Regions from separate parts of the Homo sapiens genome. Here all the other regions are linked to region 1. Evidence: chromatin loops called from intact Hi-C (ENCODE). Cell type or tissue: B cell. All regions are shown on one strand.

Region 1 (5,000 bases):
CAGTGATCCTCCTGCCTCAGCCTCCCAAGTAGCTGGGACTATAAGCACACACCACCATGCCTGGCTAATTTAAACATCTTTGTTACACAGACAGGCCAGGTGGTCTCAAATTCCTGACTTCAAGCCATCCTCTGGCCTTGGCCTCCCAAAGTGCTGAGATTACAGGCATGAGCCACAGTGCCTGGCCCCACCTGACTTTCTTAATTCAGAGACTTCCCAGAGGATAACTGTACTGTATGCACTAGAATTTGTTGCTAAATAATTCTGCAGGTGTTTATAAATCTTCCTGTCTGTACTGTTTTCTCAACTAGACTGGCAACACTTAGAGAGGCTGTTTCTTCTACACCTACACCCTGCTGTAGAATAAACCTGAAAATCTGAATTGCCGAAGTAGACAAACATAGGGTAAAATTATTTGTATCTTTTAAGAAAGAGTCTTATTTTTATAGTTTTTTTTTTTTTTTTTTTGAGACGGAGTCTCACTGTGTTGCCCAGGCTGGAGTGCAATGGCGTGATCTTGGCTCACTGCAACCTCTGTCTCCCGAGTTCAAGTGATTCTCCTGCCTCAGCCTACTGCGTAGCTGGGATTAAAGGTGTGCGCCACCAGGCCCAGCTAATTTTTGTATTTTTAGTAGAGACAGGGTTTCACCATGTTGATTAGGCTGGTCTCGAACCCCTGACCTCGTGATCCGCCTGCCCTGGCCTCCCAAGGTGCTGGGATTACAGGTGTGAGCCACTGTGCCTGGCCATTTTTATAGATTTTCAATAGGCATCCTTTGCTAACACAGTCAGCATTCTGTATTCATAGATTCAACGAACCATGGATCAAAAATACTCAGAAAAAAAAAAAAGATAGTTGCATCTGTATTGAACATGAACAGACCTTTTTTTCTTGCCATTATTCCCTAAACAATACAGTATACTATTTACACAGCATTTACATTGTATTTGGTATTATAAGTAATCTACAGATGATTTAAAGTATATGGGAGAAGGTGCACAGGTTACATGTAAATACCATGCGATTTTATATACGGGACTTGGGTGGCTATTGGTATCTGTGGGGGTGGGGTTCCTAGAACCAATCCCCCATGGCTACAGAGGGATGGCTGTACACTGACTGTGTGCTTATAAATGATTATTTGAACACAAGGAGCTACAGAGAAACTAAGTGGTTAAGTATTGTGGCCTCTGACAAATGATGACCCACCTAAAACCAATAGGAAATAGGGTTCCCATCCAAAAAGCACTATCTGGCTGGACGAGGTGGCTCACACCTGTAATCCCAACACTGTGGGAGGCCGAGGTGGGCAGATCACCTGAGGTCAGGAGTTAGAGACCAGCCTGACCAACATGGTGAAACCCTATCTCTACAAAAAATACAAAAATTAGCTGGGCGTGGTAGTGGGCACCTGTAATCCCAGCTACTCAGGATGTTGATGCAGGAGAATTGCTTGAACCGGGAGGTGGTGGTTGCAGTGAGCTGAGACAGCGCCACTGTACTCCAGCCTGGGGGACAGAGCAAGACTCCGTCTCAAACAAAAACAAAAAACAAAAAGCACTATCTGCTCACAATTTTGTAGGACAGTCCTCTGTACCTCTTCCATGCCACAAAAGATTCTCAATAGCTGCTAAGCAACACGGTGGTGGTGTTGGGGGGAAGGGCATGGGCCTAGGTCTCACAAAACAGGAGCTTCTAGTCCCAATTCAGCCATTAACTGATTAGTTGGGTGACCTCAAGTCACTTTCCCAGATCAAGACAGTCCTGGGGGAACTGACATGCTACACTCTGTCTGGCAAAACAATGGTGGGCGGTAAGTAGCCAAAAGTTCACTGGGAGACGTCAAGCTAAGTATAGCCCTTGGTGCAGTAAATCTACCGGAGACAACTCAGAGGTGCCTGGACTACGGGGCCCACATCGCAGAGCAGCCCAGATGGCAGCGGGAAAGGGAGAGTACAGCGCCTCACCCTCGAGCAGCACGATGCCTTTACGGATGTCATCATTGTACTTGCTCCGCACCAGGCACCAGGCGTACTCAAACTGCGTGCTCTTGGACACCGAGCCTGCTGCCTTCTCAGACTGAAATTTCTTTTCAAACTTCTGCCACAGGGGAGGAAAGGAATCATTTAGAAATGTAGGGCGTCAACCATTCTCTATCTGGACATGCCATCTCCCTGGCTCTGCCCCTTTCCCTCGCAGGTCTCGGTATCTGGCACCCCAGCTTCTGCTATCTCCATGCCCGGGACCCAGGCTTTCGGCTCCTCCGGGCCTGCGGGCCAGCTCTTGGGACAGAGGCCCCCGGTCTCCCCTCCCCGCGGCGGTACCGAGCGGAGATGCCACCTGGTGGCAGCTCCAGGCACCGCTCCCGGAGCAGCTGACCCCGGCGGCCGAACAGTAAACACGCTGTCAGAACTGCTCAACAGCCCACGCGGTCCTCATTTGAGGCTGCTGGCCCCATCCTGCCCCACCCTGCCGGGCCTGGACCTTTTATTGTCCAGGAATAGAAGTAGTGCCTACCTCCTAGAGCTACAAAGACTGAGATCTGGCATGCGATGCCTTAGCACCGTGCCGGACGCAGTAATAGGTGACACCTTATGATGGTCACTGTATTCCTCCACCGCTGGAGGAGCGCCCTGAGCTCACAGCTCCTGCATGATCCCAGATCCCGTCAGTCTAACCACGGTCGGGCTCCAGGCCCGTAGTCTGAGGTGTGGGGGGCTCAGGACACTACAACTCCCAGGAGCCTCTGCGGCATAGCAGGCCCTCCGGGCAGGAGCCAGGCGCTGTGGAGGCTGCCGGGAGCCGTAGTTCGGCTTCCCTCGGCCAAGCCGATGCCGGGAGGAGGGTTCGGCCCCTACCTGACTCTCCTCAGGACCCGCCCTCCGACCTTCCCTTTCCCTCTGTCCGGGCCAGGCCTCACCAGCAGGTCCTCCACAGACACCAGCTCGTTCAGCACGGCCTCCATGGCCACTGCCCCCGCGAGCCTCACACTACAGTCTACTGTGCCACAGTCTCCATGGCCCAGTGGCAGGGGCGGAGAACCACTTCCGGCGTCCGGCGGATGCTGGCACGACCTGGCGACGCCCCGCCCCTTCCTCTCAGTTCAGCAGCGCCGGCGGGGCGCTAGTGCGCAGGCTCGGCCGGTCCCTCCAGCCCGCAGACTGCGCGCAGGGAGACCTTCCCCAGGTTGGTCTTCCCAGGTGCCTCAGCCGGTGCCTTCCTCTGTGGAGGCTTCCCTAGGGAAACTGGAGGCCATGTCTTGGCGGTTAGCCCCCAGGATGAAAACAGCAAAAAGAGGGTGGGTAGCTGACCAGAGATCACAGTACATTAGGGTGCCAAGCTGACGCCCCTCAGAAATCTAGGACCTTGGAGGCCACGTGACTATTCATCGCCTGCAACAAAATCTTAACTAGAACCGGGAGCCCGGCGCGTAGCTCACGTCCGAAGCCCAACAACTTGGGAGGCCGCGGCGGGAAGATCGCTGGAGGCCAGGAGTTCAAGACCAGCCTGAGCAACATAGCGAGACCCTATCTCTACAAAATTTTTAAAAAAATCAACCGGCGTGGTGGCGTGCACCTGTACTCCCAGCTACTGGGGCGGCTGAGGCAGGAGGATCGCTTGAGTCCGGGAGTTCGAGGCTGCAGTGAGTTATCGCGCCACTGCACTCCAGCTTGAGCGACAGAGACCTTGTCTCAAAAAACCCACCAACAGCAGCAAACTAGTATCGGGGTTTCTTGGGCCTCTGCTGACTCTCACAATGCAAGAGCAGAGGCAACTGGATCTGTAAACCACACAGCCACACAGGGGTAGTCATAGGAGACACTATCAACGGGAAGTTTTTCAAAAAGCAACGGCCCCATTATTGGCAGAGAAGGTCCAATTTTCAATATTATTTACATAAACCATTTTGGGAGTGCACCCCAGGCGGGAAACCTGCCACATGGGGTCACGGGCAATGGGGAGCTTAGCAGTGAGGAGCTATCAGAGCATGGGAAGGAGAAAGGTGTGGACACCTCTGGCTTCAGTTTCTGTGCAGTGAGGGGACTGGGTAAGTAGCAACTTTCAAATTCTTTTCCCCTTGAGTCACATTGGAGTGTAAGTTCCTTGAGGGCAGAGACTTACCTTGCTTATCCAGCATCTAGCACAGGGCTTGGCAGAGAGTGAGGGCTCAATAAATATTTGTTGAATAAACACGGAAAAAGCAAATTAATTGTAAACAAGGCACTGCACATGCAGGGGATAATCATCCAGACACCTTCCGCGTTTGCAAAGCCCCTTTAATTTTTATTATTTTTTAGAGACAGGGTCTCATTCTGTGGCCCAGGCTGGAGTGCATGCAGCGGCACAATCAGAGCTTACTGCAGCCTTGACCTCCTGAGCTCCTGTAATCCTCCTGCCTTAGTCTCCCAAGAAGCTGGGACTACAGGTGTGCACCACCACACCCAGGTTGTTTTTTGTTTTTTGTTTTTTTTTTCCGAGACAGTTTCTCGCTCTGTCACCCAGGCTGGAGCGCAGTGGCACAATCTCGGCTCACTGCAACCTCCGCCTCCTGGGTTCAAGCGATTCTCTTGCTTCAGCCTCCCAAGTAGCTGGGATTACAGGCGCCGGCCATCACACCCAGCTAATTTTTGTATTTTTAGCAGAGATGGGGTTTTACCATGTCAGCTAGGCTGGTCTGAAACTCTTGACCTCAGGTGATCAGACTGCCTCGGCCTCCCAAAGTGCTGGGATTACAGGCGTGAGCCACCGTGCCCAGCCAAGCCTCTAATATTTTTCTCCTCATAATAGTCTCGTGAGTTAGAAAGACAAGAGTTATTCTTCCCTATTTGGCGTGGATGGTTGAAATGACTGATACAGTAAGCTCTGTAAGCCTTGAGAGAATCCCCAGGTTGGGGAACTGGCTGCCCACTAGCATAAGCCTCAAGGGGAAAACTTCATGTTCATTCAGAGAAGTATACAGCACCTAATTTTGCCTGGGCCTTGGGGTGGCACAAAGGAC
Region 2 (5,000 bases), 78 kb after region 1:
GTATTGCTTGTAGAGATGGGGTTTCCCTATGTTGCCCAGGCTGGTCTTGAATGCTTGAGCTCAAGTGGTCTCCCCACCTCAGCCTCCCAAAGTGCTGGCAGGTGTTAGCCACTGTGCCTGGCCTAAGACTTCTACAGGTTTTATTTTATTTTTTTTTTAGATGGAGTTTCGCTCTTGTTCCCCAGGCTGGAGTGCAATGGCGCGATCTTGGCTTATTGCAACCTCTGCCTCCCGGATTCAAGCAATTCTCCTGCCTCAGACTCCCGAGTCACTGGGATTACAGGCATGCACCACCAAGCCCAGCGAATTTTTGTATTTTTAGTACAGATGGGGTTTCACCATGTTACTCAGGCTGGACTCGAACTCCTGACCTCAGGTGATCCACCTGCATTGGCCTCCCAAAGTGCTGGGATTAGAAGCGTGAGCCTCCGCATCCGGCTGGGTTTTTTTTTTTTAATTATTATTAGTTTTTGAGACGGAGTCTCGCTCTGTCTCCCAGGCTGGAGTGCAGTGGCGCAGACTTGGCTCACTGCAAGCTCCACCTCCCGGGTTCACGCCTCAGCCTCCCGAGTAGCTGGGACTACAGGCACCCGCCACCACGCCCGGCTAATTTTTTGTATTTTTAGTAGAGACGGGGTTTCACCGTGTTAGCCAGGATGGTCTCGATCTCCTGACCTTGTGATATGCCTGCCTCGGCCTCCCAAAGTGCTGGGATTACAGGCGTGAGCCACCGCGCCCGGCCTTTTTTTTTTTTTTTTTTTTTTAAACGCATTTAGCCTTAGTCCATCTGAGCTTTATTTCTGTGGATGATGTGAAGTATACATGTAGATGTGATCCCCACTACCACGCCCCCAACACACACATTAATAGCCAATGGTTCCAGGACCATATAGTAAAACGCCCAGGACTCGAGCAAAGGCTCATGCCTGTAATCCCAGAACTTTGAGAGACTGAGGCGGGAGGACTGTTTGAGCCCAAGAGTTGGAGACCAGCCTAGGTGCTAGGCAACATAGCAAGATCCTGTCTCTACAAATAATTAACAAATTAAGGCCAGGCGCGGTGGCTCATCCCTATAATCCCAGCACTGTGGGAGGCCGAGGCTGGCGGATCACTTGAGGTCAGCAGAGACCAGCCTGGCCAACAAGGTGAAAACACACCTCTACAAAAAATACAAAAATTAGCCAGGGGTAATGGCGTGGGCCTGTAATCTCAGCTACTCAGGAGGCTGAGGCAGGAGAATCGCTTGAACCCGGGAGGCGGAGTTTGCACTGAGCCAAGATCATGCCACTGCACTCCAGCCTGGGTGACAGGGCGAGACTCTGTCTCAAAAAAACAAAACAAAACAAAAACAACAAATTTAGTCGGGCGTGGTGGTGCACGCCTGTAGTCCCAGGTACTCAGGAGGCTGAGGCAGGAGGACTGCTTGAGCCCAGGGAAGTCGAGGCTGCAGTGAGCTATGATCACACCACTGCACTCCAGCCTGGACGACACAGCGACAACCTGTCTCAAACAAAAGTCCAGACCCACAGACGCATTCATTAGGGGGATCCCGGGGGCAAAAGAAAGAGTCACGAAACCTAGGCTATGGTTCCAATGATGCCACTCAGTACCTTGGGCCTTCGGGGCTCATTAACACCGGGCTCGCCTCCACTACCTCCTCCGGGCAGTGGTTGGAATCAAGGTCTGAAAGCACCGAGTTCACGGAAAGGGCAGGGGCGCCAGTCGGGATGGGCGCGGTGGGCCCGGGTTCCCGCCTCCGGGAGCAAGCCGCAGATCAGACGGGTGGGGACCTGCGCTCGCCCAGGCCCCGAGGCCTGCTCCCCGCTCCCTCTGCCGCGCCGGGCCAGGACTTACCTCGCAAGGCCCCACGAAGAGGATCTTGGCTTTCAGCATAGTTGTCCGCCGCGGCTTAGCCGGCCGGAGCCCACGGGAGGCGGCGCGTCAGGACGGAGCTCTACTTGGCCGCTTTCGTTTCCATGGCGACGGAGAGAGGCCCGCAGGGCCGACGGGACTCGGCCACTTCCGGCGCGCGGGGCGGAAAGCGGGCGCGTCTGCGACTGGGAGGGGGTCGGAGAGAAGCCACAAAGCCCGGGCTGCAGACGCGGTTCTGCAGGGTTGGCCTGTATTTCTTTTAGAGACAGGGTCTCACTCTGTCGCCCAGGCTGGAGCGCAGTGGCGCGATCTCGGGTCACTGCAACCTCCAACTTTTGGGCTCAAACGATCTTTCTGCCTCAGCCTCCCGAGTAGCTGGCACTACAGGCATGTGCCATCACGTCCGACTAATTTTTAAAATTTTTTTATTTGTAAGACTGGGTTTTGCTATGTTGCCCAGGCTGTTTTCGAACTCCTGGGCTGAAATGATCCTCCCATCTCCACCTCCCAAAATTCTGGGACTGCAGGCCCGTTCCACCAGTCTCGGTAGAGACGCGGAAAGCAAGACTCCAGGAGGGGGCGGAATGGCCGTTTCCAAACCTTTGTTTCTCCCAATAATCCCGAGAGCTCAGACAGGCCATACAAGTGCCAAGCTGGCCTTGGAACCAGGCCTTGACTCCTTTATCACTGTGGCATGATATCACTGTGGCCGTCCACCTGGGAGCCGATTTATCACTGCCGTGGCACAGCTCAGAAAAAATCAGGTGAAAGTCTGGTTTCTGTAAAAGGATTCACCACTCACTATCATTCGTCTGACCTAGGAGAAACCAAAGAGATGATGACTGGAATCGTTTAGTCAGTGCAGGTGTCTAGAAACATTGCTGCTAAATTCAATCAGTTAGGTCAGTCTGAAAATACAGAGTCAAGTCAGAATTTTGGATAAGCCATGATATTAAATGTCTATGTGCCGAGAGTGCCGGTACAAAATATGCTAGCCCATAAAAGGGCTGAAATGACAAAAATTTCTAGTCAACCCCGTATCAAATCTTTAACCTTCGGTAACATAGTTACATAGTCTTTGTATTGAAAAGAACTACTTGGCTGGCCGCGGTGGCCCAGGCCTGTAATCCCAGCACTTTGGGAGGCCGAGGCAGGTGGATCACTTGAGGTTCTGCACAGTCCCTTCGTCCTGGTAGATTCTAGGCCAGATGGGGAGACCACCCTGCAGAGTGCCGCTTGTCAAGTGTTTTCCCATGCACATTCCCATGCACAGGTTTTTTTTTATTATTATTTTTATTTTTATTTTATTTTATTTATTTTATTTTTTGAGATGGAGTCTAGCTCTGTCGCCCAGGCTGGAGTGCAGTGGTGTGATCTCGGCTCACTGCAAACTCCACCTCCCGGGTTCAAGTGATTCTCCTGCCTCAGCCTCCTGAGTAGCTGGGATTACAGGCACATGCCATCACATGCAGCTAATTTTTGTGTTTTTAGTAGAGACGGGGTTTTGTCATGTTGGCTGGGTTGGTCTTGAACCCCTGACCTCAAGTCCTTTCTGATCTGCCCGCCTCAGCCTCTGAAAGTGCCGGAATTACAGGCCTGAGCCACTGATCCCACCCCCATGTACAGTTTAATTTTCATTTGCAAATGGAGCTATTACAGTAAGGCGAAGTGATGAGTATCCTAAATTGATGTCAGGGAGGAGGCGGGAACCATGGGCTTTCAGCAGCTCCAGTTCTCCTTTCTTTTCTTTTTTTCTGTTTTTTTTTTTTTTTGAGATGGAGACTTGCTCTGTCGCCCATGCTGGAGTGCAGTGGCGAGATCTCGGCTCACTGCAACCTCTGCCTCCTCGGTTCAAGTGATTATCCTGCCTCAGCCTCCCGAGTAGCTGGGATTACAGGCGCATACCACCATGCCTGGCTAATTTTTGTATTTTTAGTAGCAACAGGGCTTCACCATGTTGGCCAGGCTGGTGTCAAACTCCTGACCTCATGGTATCCGCCCGCCTTGGCCTCCTAAAGTGCTGGGATCACAGTGTGAGCCGCCGCGCCCAGCCCGGTTCTCCTTTCTATGTGTAAAGATGCCATTTCCCCTCTATGTACAGTAATGGTTGTGCCTCTTGCCAGGTCCAGAGTCCAGGCTTCCTCACCTCAGCGTTTACTTCATTGCACTGGGAGGTAGTTTGTGTGCTACAAATCTTAACAACACACGCCCTCACTGAAGGGTCTCATCGGTGTTTGGGTCCACTGATCACAACTCTAAGCCTGATACACCACAGATGCTGAATAGTGTTGGTTCTGGGCCAGTGCAGTGGCTCATGCATGTAATCTCAGCACTTTGGGAGACTGAGGTGGGAGGATCACTTGACACCAGGCATTTGAGACCAGCCTGGGCAATAAGAAAGACCCTGTCTCTACACACACACACACACACACACAGACACACAAACACACTCAGCCAGGTATGGTGGAATGCCTGTAGTCCCAGCTACTGGGGAGGCTGAGGTGAGAGGATCGCTTGAGCCCAGAAGCTTGAGGCTGCAGTGAGCCATGATCGTGCCATTGCACTGTAGCCTCAGCAACAGAACGAGACCCTGACTCAAAAAAAGTAAGATAAAGCCAGGTGCGGTGGCTCATGCCTGTAATCCCAGCACTTTGGGAGGCTGAGGTGGGTGGATCACCTGAGGTCAGGCGTTCGAGACCAGCCTGGCCAATATGGTGAAATCCCGTCTCTACTAAAAATACAAAAATTAGCCGGGTGTGGTGGTGCACACCTGTAGTCCCAGCTACTCAGGAGGCTGAGGCAGGAGAATCGCTTGAACCTGGGAGGCAGAGGTTGCAGTGAGCTGTGATCGTGCCACTGCACTCCAGCGTGGGCAACAGAGCAAGCCTCCATCTCAAGAAAAAAAAAAAAAGATAAAAGAAGTGTCAGTTTCATCTTCCCCTTCATAACACACACATAGAAACACATACATATTCATTTACTCTATAAATATTTAAGTTAATGAATGTTCCCTTAATCTTGCCAAGAACCTTTAGTTTTTGGCCCAGGTGAGAGAAATAAAAAATATGAAATGCGTTACATTTCTTCAATATATGTGCTGTATACATTTGGGATGATTATTGTAAATT
Region 3 (5,000 bases), 78 kb before region 1:
TCCCCGTCCTCCTCCTCCGCGAACAGGAGCGCGTTCTGCCGCGCCCTCTCCGCCTCCTCCGCCTCTGCCTCCGCCTCGGCCGCCTCCTCATCCTCTTCCCCCACCCTCTCCTCCCCGCCGCGTCTCTCCTGCTCCGCCTCCTCCTCCTCCCTTGCACTCTCTCGCTCCTCCGCCGCCTCCTGCAGCCCCCGACCCCCGAGGCCGCGCTGCCGGGCCCCGCCCTGCAGCAAATACTGGAGCAGCAGGTCCGAGGCGAGGTCGGCCAGCCGCTCTTCCTGCGCCGCGGCCTGCCGCGTGGCCTCCGCCTGCCGCCGCCCGGCCTCCACCTGCGCCAGCCCTTGCTGGAGAAGGCGCTCGCCCGCCTCGGAGCCGCCCAGGAGTGCGCTCTCCGGCCGGCGCGCCTTGGGGAACGGGGCGGCCACGCCTTGGTACGCCTTGGACAGGGGTGCCAATGCCTCGCCTAGGTGTGTTTTGGGGGAGGACACTCCTTCCCCGAACTTGTGGGTTTCGGGAAGGGGCCCGCTGTCGGGCATACGCGCCTGGAATTGAGAGGGGGCCGGGGGCGGCAGGGGCGCGCGCTCCGGGACACGCGCCTGGAACTCTCCCCAGGAAGCGCGCCATACGCGCTCTGGCCCCGGGCTCTCCAGATTCACTCGGGTCAGCGTGTGCGTGCGGGTTTCCGTCTCTGCTGCCGCCGTCTCCTGCTGGCGCTTGGCGCTACTTGGACTGAAATCTCGCAGTTCCTGGAGCAGGGACGCTAGCGCCTCGAGCTCCTCGGAGGGATCGCTCGCCTCGGGCCCATTCTCCGGAGTCTGAGGGCGAGGCGGAGCCGCGGGCTCCGGGCTCTCCGGCGCCGGGAGGCTGTGGGTCTGGCTGCGCACGGTCTCGGTCAGCAGAGCTTCAGCTGCTTCTTCCTCCGGCCCCTGCTGGGAGCCGCTTGGTGCCGGGGGTGAGGCGGGACGGTCGAGTGCCTGCAGCAGCACCGCGGCCAGCGCCCGGGGATCCACGCCCTGGAAAAGCTCTCCCTCGTCCTGCGGCTCGGAATTCCGAGCGCCTCGGACCTCTGGGGCGCTGCCATCCTTTGGCCCGGGCACTGCGTCCCCGGCTACCGGCTCTTTATGCTCAGAGCTGAGAGGAGGAGGCTGCGCCTCAGGGCGACCAGGGGGTGCTGCCCCTAACCCGTTGATCAGCAGAAGGCAGAAGAGGGCGGAAGCCGACAATCTGAGGGCTTTCATGACCAAGAGGCTGCCGGAGACTGAAAAATAGAAGGGACCAAAAAAAGAGGATTTCTGTAAGAATTCCCCTCTCTAGGTCTACGTTCCCTTCCCCCACCTTTCAGCAGGAAACCCGGGGCTTCCCTGATCCCCCAAACCTTACCCAGAAGAGGAACGTTTAGGAGCAAAGGAGGAAGATGTTGTGCCGATCTCTGGAGCCGTGTAAATGGGAAAATAACCCCCGAAGCCCTCGCTTACCCAGGGCCTCCTCGGCCCCTTCCCTGAGCCATCTCACTGCCATCGCCCACGTACTAAGCAGCAGCAATATGGGGGAAAAAAAAATCTCTGCTCCCTCCCCGTAGGACTCCCCGGATGGTGCGTGGGCGACTTCAGCAGCAAGAGAAAAAGCTGCGACTCCCCCGTTTACCGGGGACCCTTACCAGGGGGCTCCCCGCTGTGTTTGCAACACCCCCATCGAGAGGAGAGAGAACCCTCCCTCACGCCCACGGCTGGCTGCCGAGGGTTTGAGGGACGAACAGCGGAGTATTTACCAGCTGGTGTCACGACGCGAGAGGTGGAGAGGAGGGTCGGGGCAGGGTGGGGACAGGGGAAGATCGGGACGCGTCCGCCTCGGCTCCGAGCGGTGGCCGGGGTAGGAGCGACGGTCGAGGTCTGGCGTCCCGTGGGCTGGGCTCAGCTGGGTCGGCGCGGCTCCGGGCGGCTAGCTCGCTCCGGCTTCAGCACGCTGGACAGCGCCCGCGCCTCCACCGCCTTATAAAGGGGAGCGCGCGGGGTCACGTGGGCGCGCCCCGCCCCATTGACGTCAATGTTCATTCATGGGGAAGCGGGCGGCCGCCCGGAGGAGGAAGGACGCCCGACGATTGGAGGGTGCCTGCCTCTCCCGGCCTGCGCCTGCGCGCTGGGGCCTTCGGCTGAAGGGGTGTGCGCTAGCGGAGCTCCGGGAAATGAATGAATGAATGAATGAATGAAATGCTGAAGCGGGCAGGGCGGGGGGCTATGAATGAATGAAGGAGGGACGAGGAGAAAAGGATGAATGAATGAATGGGAGAATGAATGGAAGGGTGGATGCAGAGGCGCTGGAAGGCGGGAGGGTGGGTTGCAGAGCAACTTGGAGCTGCTGGATGGAGCCCGCGTTGCTGAGTGGAATAGAAAAAGGGTAGTCCCAGCGTCTGACTGGGCACCAGTGGGAGCTCAATACTGGGGAGGGGAAGGATAAAGATTCAAGAGCCGACCAGGGGGCCGGGTTCCCCACCCCGAGACCACGCGCCCAAGGACGGCGTGAACCTGAGTGCAGAGGGACAGATCTGCACGCCTGCGGGCGCTGTCCGCGAATCGGCAGTGCGGGTGGCAGCCCCCTGACAGGGGCAGATGGGTGGATCTTGCGGTTTTGGTAATCCCATCGGGAAGGGTCCGAGTCGGAAGAGAAAAGGGAAAGAATGAGGATGTGTGTGCCTCTGGGTCGTGTCTGTTTCACGATCCGTGCTGTGTCTGGAGAAAAAGGTGTGTCTGTCCTTCTGTCCCCTGACTGCCGCTTGTGTCAAGGCCCCCCGCTGTGCCCCCTTCGGCCCATCTCTTCCCACACTCCCCCAGTCGCTTTCCCTCCTGCCGCTCCCCTCCCCCAAGGACGTTTGGAGGGCGAGACCAGAGCAGGTGGGGAGGGGGTTGCGCAGGTGGGGGGGGGGTGACTCAACTCCAGCTCTCTCCACCGCTTAAAGGGAAGGTTTGAACGCGATGGGAGGGGGACCTGCAACGTCAGAGATAGCCCCTCTCTGCCACCAGCCCCTTCGACCGTATCTCCTGCCAGAGAGGTTGGGGCTGGGGGCTTGGACAGCTAGAGGTTCCGGGGGTGGGGGGCGATGACGCACAGATTTGCGCAAAGAGAATCCATCAGAGAGCTGGGTCCGGTGAAGGGAGACCAGCCGTGGGCGGGGGTGGGGGGGAGGACGGAAATGGGGAGGGGGCAGGGGAGAGGAGAGGGTGGCAAGGGGGGCAGCCACTGCAGGAATGAAGGGGAGGGAGGGAGGAAGCCTGGAGGGGGCTGCGGTGCTGGCAGAGAGCGGTGCGGGGGCGTGGGCAGGGAAGGGGGGAATGACAATGACACACGCCAGACACACACGAACTGCGGACATAGGGGTGCTCGTGGGCACACGCAGGGCACCCGCACCCTGAGACTCTGGAAACCAAGGTCAGGGCTGTCTGTCAGGGTCTTAGAGACTCTTTCAGAAACGGTCCTCGCCCCCCTCCTCACCTCTTCCTGGCACTGACCCTCCTTCTAACCTCCCCCTCCCTACACACACACTCACGTGCTTTCTCTCTATAACCAGCAGTGGCTTCTCGCTTCCATCAGTGGCTCGACTTTCCCAGAAGAAAGCCCATCAGCTCTGCGGGGAAAGAAATGGGGAGGAGTGGAGAGGGAGAAAAGAGAGAAGAGATGGGGGCAGGGGAGGAGGAAGGAATGAAGGGATCTGGAACAGGTAGAAGGAGCAGGCTAAAGGAGAAAAAAAAACTGAGAACCAAGGTGACAGTGGAGATTCCAAAGAAAGGAGGGAAAAGAGGGGGTAGGAGACCCCGAGGCGATGCCTCCCATCCCCACGCACAACTAACCACGGCCTCCCCTCCTTCCTCTCCCCGCCCCCATGTCCCCTTCATCTTCCCAGCCTGGATACAGAGAGCAGTGGGATGGGGAGGGGGTCACGTTACCTTCCTGAGGAGGATGAATCAGAGAGAGATGGCTCAGACATCTGGAGAGGGGGAGGGGAAGCCATCCAAGAGAGAAGGGAGAGGGGAGGGAGGGAGCCAAGGGGGCTGACTGAGTGGCTGATGGGGATCAGAGACCAAGTTGCAAGATGAGAGAAGACGGGCACCTGGAGAAACTGTATTTGCCTGTTGGCTTGTGTATGCACACACACCTGCGTGTACATGTACATGGCTTGTGCATGTGTGTTTATGTGTGTATGGAGATGAATGAGATACATGGCCGGGGCGGGGAGAAAAAGAAAGGGAATGGGGGGAAGCAATTGTGTATTTAATCAGATCAAGAGTGGATGGGCATGGTAGTGTTTCCAATTTAACTATGTGATGTTCTATTCCAGTCTGTGTGGCTGTGTTTGTGTTTGCTTCCAGGTGTGGGTGTGTGTGCACGCGCGCGTGTGTGTGTGCTGGGTTGTTTTTTTTTGTTTTTTTTTTTTATCTCTTCTGCATGCCTGTATGCCCATGCAGTTTGGAGTCTTTGAGCACACCCAGTTCTGGGCATCCGCTGGTGTCCAAAAAGTGTGCCTGGCTTGGTGGTACACAACAATGTGTGTGTAAGCACACACATGCCCCCACTCCACATCCCTCCCTTCCTCCACTTAAGCTCACAAGCCCAGGAGAGTTTCTCAGAAATCAGCATCCCCAAGGCTCCAGTCGTCCTGTCGTGAGGGAGCGGGGTGGATATGAATGCCTGGGGCACAAAAGGCTTGGAGATTCCACAATCTGGGTCTTGACTCTGTCTGCATGGTCTCTGGACTCATTCTGTTTCTGCCTCTCTCCATCCCAGTTCCCTACCTGGGTCAGCTCATTCACACACTACTCGCCTCTACTGGGGGTGAGCTGTGCCCTTCATACCCTGCTGCCTCTAGGGGCTTCTGGACTGGGCACAGGTTCTTGGGATAGGGAAAGGAGGGAGACAGTAGAAAAAGAAAGAGAAGTGAAGAGACTGGGAGAGACAGAGTGCTGGAAAAGGCAGAGCCCATATGGGGACCTAGTTGGGGATGCCTGGTATTG
Region 4 (5,000 bases), 52 kb before region 1:
GTTGAAGCAGGAGGATCACTTAGGCCGGGGAGGCGGAGGTTGCAGTGAGCTGTGATGGTGCCACTGCACTCCAGCCTGAGAGACAGAGTGACAGCCTGTCTCAAAAACAAAAACAAACAAACAAAAACAGGGCTGGGCTCATGCCTGTAATCCCAGCCCTTTGGGAGACCAAGGCAGGAAGATCACTTGAGGCCAGGAGTTCAAGACCAGCCTGGCCAACATGGCCAAACCCCATCTCTATTAAAAATACAAAAATTAACCAGGCATGGTGGCACATGCCTGTAATCCCAGCTACTTGGGAGGCTGAGGCAGGAGGATTGCTTGAACCTGGGAGGTGGAGGCTGCATTTCAGCCCGGGTGACAGAGTGAGACCCTGTCTCAGAAAAAAGAAAACAAAACTATACAGATGAAGACATGCCTAGGGTGAGGCATGGGGAGTGGGGTTTGGAACTCCATGTCCTCCCAGAGTGCACCACCCTCCAAGAACCTCCACATTCTCACCTATCCAGAAGCTCTCCAAACCCAGTCCTCAGGTCTTTTACAGGGGCTTCCTTGGATAGGCATGATTGACACCAGTGTAGAAGTGTGATTGGAAGCTGGGGCGTGGTGGCTCACGCCTGTAATCCCAGCACTTTGGGAGGCCAAGGTGGGCGGATCACTAGAGGTCGGGAGTTCGAGACCAGCCTGACCAACATGGAGAAACCCTGTCTCTACTAAAAATACAAAATTAGCCAGGTGTGGTGGTGCATGCCTGTAATCCCAGCTACTCAGGAGGCTGAGGCAGGAGAATTGCTTGAACCTGGGAGGCAGAGGTTGTGGTGAGCCGAGATCGTGCCATTGCACTCCAGCCTAGGCAACAAGAGCAAAACTCTGTCTCAAAAAAAAAAAAAAATGTGATTGGACAAAAAGGGTACCACCTAATACTAACACACCGAGTGGGGAAGCCCAGCCAGGCCTGTCTGTTCAGATTCTCCTCGGCCTCTCTCTGTGTAGTGTTCCTTCCTCCAGGGGATGGGGCAGGACCCTTTCTGAAATGAGGGTCTCATGACCCACAAGCAGACAAGGTAGGTCAGAGCATCTCTTAATAACCAGCTTCAGACAGAACGGCGAGGGAAGAAGATTCCGTATATTTTTAGTTTCTATGGCCTGCCTAGGTGAGAAAAAGGAGCAGGAGAGAGGAGGCCAGGAGGAGGTCAGAGACAGACAGATTGTGTTTTCTGAAGCCTGCTTCTGAGGCCAAAAGTGCCCCCACGTTCTAACAAAAGACTGTCTTTCACTTTTATCGCTCTGAAGCTGTTCCGAAGTTGCTTCGGGAATTGAGGACATAGGCCAACTACTCTAACAAGAGAAGGGCCGATTGTTTTAGTTACTTAGGAAATAACAAGGGCTTTGGGAGTTATGAGCCAAGAACCTCGGACCTATATATAGGATCTATAAATGGATATATAGATAATAGCACAGTGCCATTAAAAAAGAGACCTGAGAGAGACCCTCCTCTCTTCTCCGTGTGAGGTTAGGGCAAGAAGATGACACACGTGATGAAGTGAACCCTCTCCAGACGACATTTCGGCTGGTGCTTTGATCTCGGACGTCCCAGATTCCAAAACTTTGAGAGCTATATATATATATTTTTGAGACGGAGTTTCGCTCTTGTTGTCCAGGCTGGAGTGCAATGGCACAATCTCGGCTCACTGCAACTTCTGCCTCTCGGGTTCAAGCGATTCTCCTGCCTCGGCCTCCTGAGTAGCTCGGATTACAGGCATGCACCACCACGCCCGGCTAATTCTGTATTTTTAGTAGAGACAGGGTTTTGCCATGTTGGTCAGCCTCTTCACTCTTGTTGGCTGGGCACGGTAGCTCACTCTTGTAATCCCAGCGCTTTGGGAGGCCGAGGTGGGATGATCACTCCAGCCCAGGAGTTCAAGACCAGCCTGGGCAACATGGTAGAACCACTGCGCTCCAGCCTGGGTGACAAAGCTAGATCCTGTGTCAAAAAAACAAAATAACAAAACAAACAAAAAAACACAGAAGGTCGTGACAGATTTTTTTTTTTTTTGAGATGGAGTCTCACTCTGTCATCCAGGCTGGAGTGCAGTGGCGCAATCTCTGCTCACTGCAACCTTCGCCTCCCGGGTTCAAGTGGTTCTCGGACCCCAGCCTCCCAAGTAGCTGGGATCAGGGGCACCTGTCACCATGCCCAGCTAATTTTTGTATTTTTAGTAAAGATGGGTTTTCACCATGTTGGCCAGGCTGGAGAAGGTCGTGATAGATCTTTAAGCAGAGCTATGGGGATGGCGAGGAGGGCCCTGGACCAGCCTGGCAGGTTGGCAGGTTGGGGAAGGTGTCTTGGAAATGGAACCTAAACTGAGTCTTGAAACTCCCCTTCCAGATAAGAGGTGCTGGGTCCCTCAGGTGGGAAGGGACAGCCTGAGTAAAGCCCAGGGCTGAAACACAGCCTGGTTTGCAAGAACAAGCAGTTCTGGGTCGTCTGCCCTGGGTGGGGCTGCACCTTGGACCCAGCCTGTAGGCAGAGGCTGGCTAGCCCCCGAGGACTTCAAGCAAGAGAGGGACAGATTTGCCTTCTGTGTAGAGACCGCCCTCTGGTGGCCACATGGAGGATGGCAGGAGAGAATGGCGCCGAAAGAAAAGCGGCAGGCTGAGCTCATAAAGCTGCGAATGCTGTTCCTTCTTCCTCTTTTTCAAAAGACGGATTTTGGGCCGGGCTTGGTGGCTCACGCCTGTAACCCCAGCACTTTGGGAGGCCGAGGCGAGCGGATCACGAGGTCAGGAGATCGAGACCATCCTGGCAAACACGGTGAAACCCCATCTCTACTAAAAAAAAAATACAAAAAATTAGCCAGGAGTGGTGGCAGACGCCTGTAGTCCCAGCTACTCGGGAGGCTGAGCCAGGAGAATGGCGTGAACCCGGGAGGCGGAGCTTGCAGTCAGCGGAGATCGCGCCACTGCACTCCAGCCTGGGCGACAGAGCGAGACTCCATCTCAAAAAACATAAATAAATAAATAAAATAAAATAAAATAAAAGACGGGTTTTGCTCTGTTGCCCAGGCTGGTGCTGTGGTGCAATCTTGGCTCAGCCTGTAACTCCTGGCCTCAAGCGATCCTCCCACCTTGGCTTCTCAAACTCTGGGATGACAGATGCATACTACCATACCCCGCCCATCCCCAGTGTCTGGAAAATGTGCCCACTGGAGAAATCTATTGGCCGGATTGTGACTGGTTGGATGCTCCCACGGCAGGAAAGGGGGAAGGACAAGTGGCCACGTCGAGGCCTGCCTGAACTCCAAGGGTATCCAGGCCGAGGTTGCTCAAACCCAGAGCTGATTTATTTTTATTTTTATTTGTTTTTATTTTTTGACACAGTCTTACTCTGTCGCCCAGGCTGGAGTGCAGCGGTGCAATCTCGGCTCACTGCAACCTCCGCCTCCGGGTTCAAGCGATTCTCCTGCCTCAATCTCTGGAGTAGTTGGGATTACAGACACCTGCCACTACGCCCAGCTAATTTTTGTATTTTTGGTAGAGACGGGGTTCACTATGTTGGCCAGGCTGGTCTTGAACTCCTGGTCTTAGGTGATCCTCCTGCCTCGGCCTCCTAAAGTGCTGGGCTTACAGGCATGAGCCACCATGCCTGGCCTGAACGAAACATTTCTATGCTCCAACTTAAAATGAATGTAGAACTTATTATCTGAGAATGACCCAGGGAAGTCATGGGACTGCCCATATTTTCATGCAATAAAGGGAAAATTCTTCCCACAAATAAATTTTATAGGACGGTAGAAGCAAATATAGGGCATTCCAATTACATTTCAATGAGTTATTCTTGATGAAGTCCTGGATACACAAAGCCAGCCAGCAAATAGGATTGACCAAAGTCAGAGGATGCTGTGACCACCCCAGGGCTCTTTTTGTTTGTCTGTTTGAGACGGGTCTCGCTTCGTTACCCAGGCTGGAGTGCCGTGGCACGATCTCGGCTCACTGCACCCTTGACCTCCTAGGCTTAAGAGAGTCTCCCACCTCTACCTCCCAAGTAGCTGGGATGACAATCATAAGCCACCACACCTGGCTAATTTCTAGAATTTTTTTTTTCATTTTTTTCATTTTTTTTTCTTTTTAGCCGGAGTTTCACTCTTGTTGCCCAGGCTGGAGTGCAATGGTGCGATCTTGGCTCAACACAACCTCCGCCTCCCGTGTTCAAGCAATTCTCCTGCCTCAGCCTCCTGAGTAGCTGGGTCTACAGGAGAGCACCACCACGCCCAGCTAATTTTTGTATTTTTAGTAGAGACGGGGTTTCACCATGTTGGCCATGATGGTCTTGATCTCTTGACCTCGTGATCCACCTGCCTCAGCCTCCCAAAGTGCTGGGATTATAGGTGTGAGCCACAGCAGCCGGCCATAGGACATAAGCTTTTTTTTTTTTTTTTTTTTTTGAGACGGAGTCTGGCTCTGTCTCCCATGTTGGAGTGCAGTGGCACAATCTCGGTTCACTGCAAGCTCCGCCTCACGGGTTCACGCCATTCTCCTGCCTCAACCTCTCAGTAGCTGGGACTACAGGCGCCCGCCACCATGCCTGGTTAAGTTTTTGTATTTTTAGTAGAGACGGGGTTTCACCTTGTTAGCCAGGATGGTCTCGATCTCCTGACCTCGTGATCCGCCCGCCTCAGCCTCCCAAAGTGCTGGGATTACAGGCGTGAGCCACCGCGCCCAGCCTCAGCTGTGTTCTTAACTCTATTTTTCCTTCACTGGGGATGGTACCATTTCCCCGTCCTGTTAAGTGCCCTTGACTGCTCTTACCTTTAGCTCTTGGAATTCCGCCATCTACCCTAACTTCACCTCCATCTAAATCCTGCTCACTCTTCAAAGCCTGCCTCTCCACGCATCCTCCCTCCTAACTCCATCCCAATGCCCAACAGCTCTTTGCTAAGCAGATGCCTTTATTTACAGACAAAGAAGTAAACAGGCAAAAGGAAGAGGCTTGTCCAAGG

The links. Hi-C counts contacts between places; a loop is a spot of excess contacts. Peaks named below come from ENCODE experiments on the same cell type or tissue, not always from the same donor. Only the 100,000 strongest peaks of a DNase experiment are listed, where the experiment ranks them.
Region 2: a loop joins it to region 1, with 13 times the contacts of the local background. A loop is called at or near these places in 8 of 110 quality-filtered maps.
Region 3: it touches region 1 in a loop (13-fold over the local background); 6 of 110 quality-filtered maps call a loop at or near these places.
Region 4: a loop joins it to region 1, with 9 times the contacts of the local background. A loop is called at or near these places in 5 of 110 quality-filtered maps.

The regions. Positions count from the first base shown.
Region 1 is chr7:101,242,039-101,247,038 of GRCh38, forward strand. It overlaps FIS1 (fission, mitochondrial 1), which reads right to left and starts at 3,043. Exons shown (of 5, transcript NM_016068.3): 1 at 2,922-3,043; 2 at 1,969-2,101. The coding sequence starts at 2,966. RefSeq lists enhancers at 2,687-2,736, 2,827-3,066. In B cell, CTCF peaks have their summits at 2,357 (motif pointing left) and 2,559; DNase peaks (open chromatin) are centred at 2,393 and 2,953; H3K4me3 peaks cover 1,808 bases; H3K27ac peaks cover 1,929 bases.
Region 2 is chr7:101,319,817-101,324,816 of GRCh38, forward strand. It overlaps IFT22 (intraflagellar transport 22), which reads right to left and starts at 1,996. Exons shown (of 5, transcript NM_022777.4): 1 at 1,855-1,996. The coding sequence starts at 1,893. RefSeq lists a silencer at 1,719-1,838. In B cell, no CTCF peak of the experiment used is centred here; a DNase peak (open chromatin) is centred at 1,975; H3K4me3 peaks cover 1,425 bases; H3K27ac peaks cover 1,486 bases.
Region 3 is chr7:101,163,609-101,168,608 of GRCh38, forward strand. It overlaps VGF (VGF nerve growth factor inducible), which reads right to left and starts at 1,961. Exons shown (of 2, transcript NM_003378.4): 1 at 1,766-1,961; 2 at 1-1,255. The coding sequence starts at 1,235. RefSeq lists silencers at 1-129, 1,892-1,991. In B cell, no CTCF peak of the experiment used is centred here; DNase peaks (open chromatin) are centred at 173, 943, 1,193, 2,023 and 2 weaker places; H3K4me3 peaks cover 1,243 bases; H3K27me3 peaks cover 4,792 bases.
Region 4 is chr7:101,190,076-101,195,075 of GRCh38, forward strand. MOGAT3 (monoacylglycerol O-acyltransferase 3) reads right to left here. Exons shown (of 7, transcript NM_178176.4): 7 at 4,932-5,000. Among named protein-coding and RNA genes, the nearest start is that of MOGAT3, 8.5 kb to the right of the region's middle. In B cell, CTCF peaks have their summits at 2,597 (motif pointing left) and 2,796; a DNase peak (open chromatin) is centred at 2,616.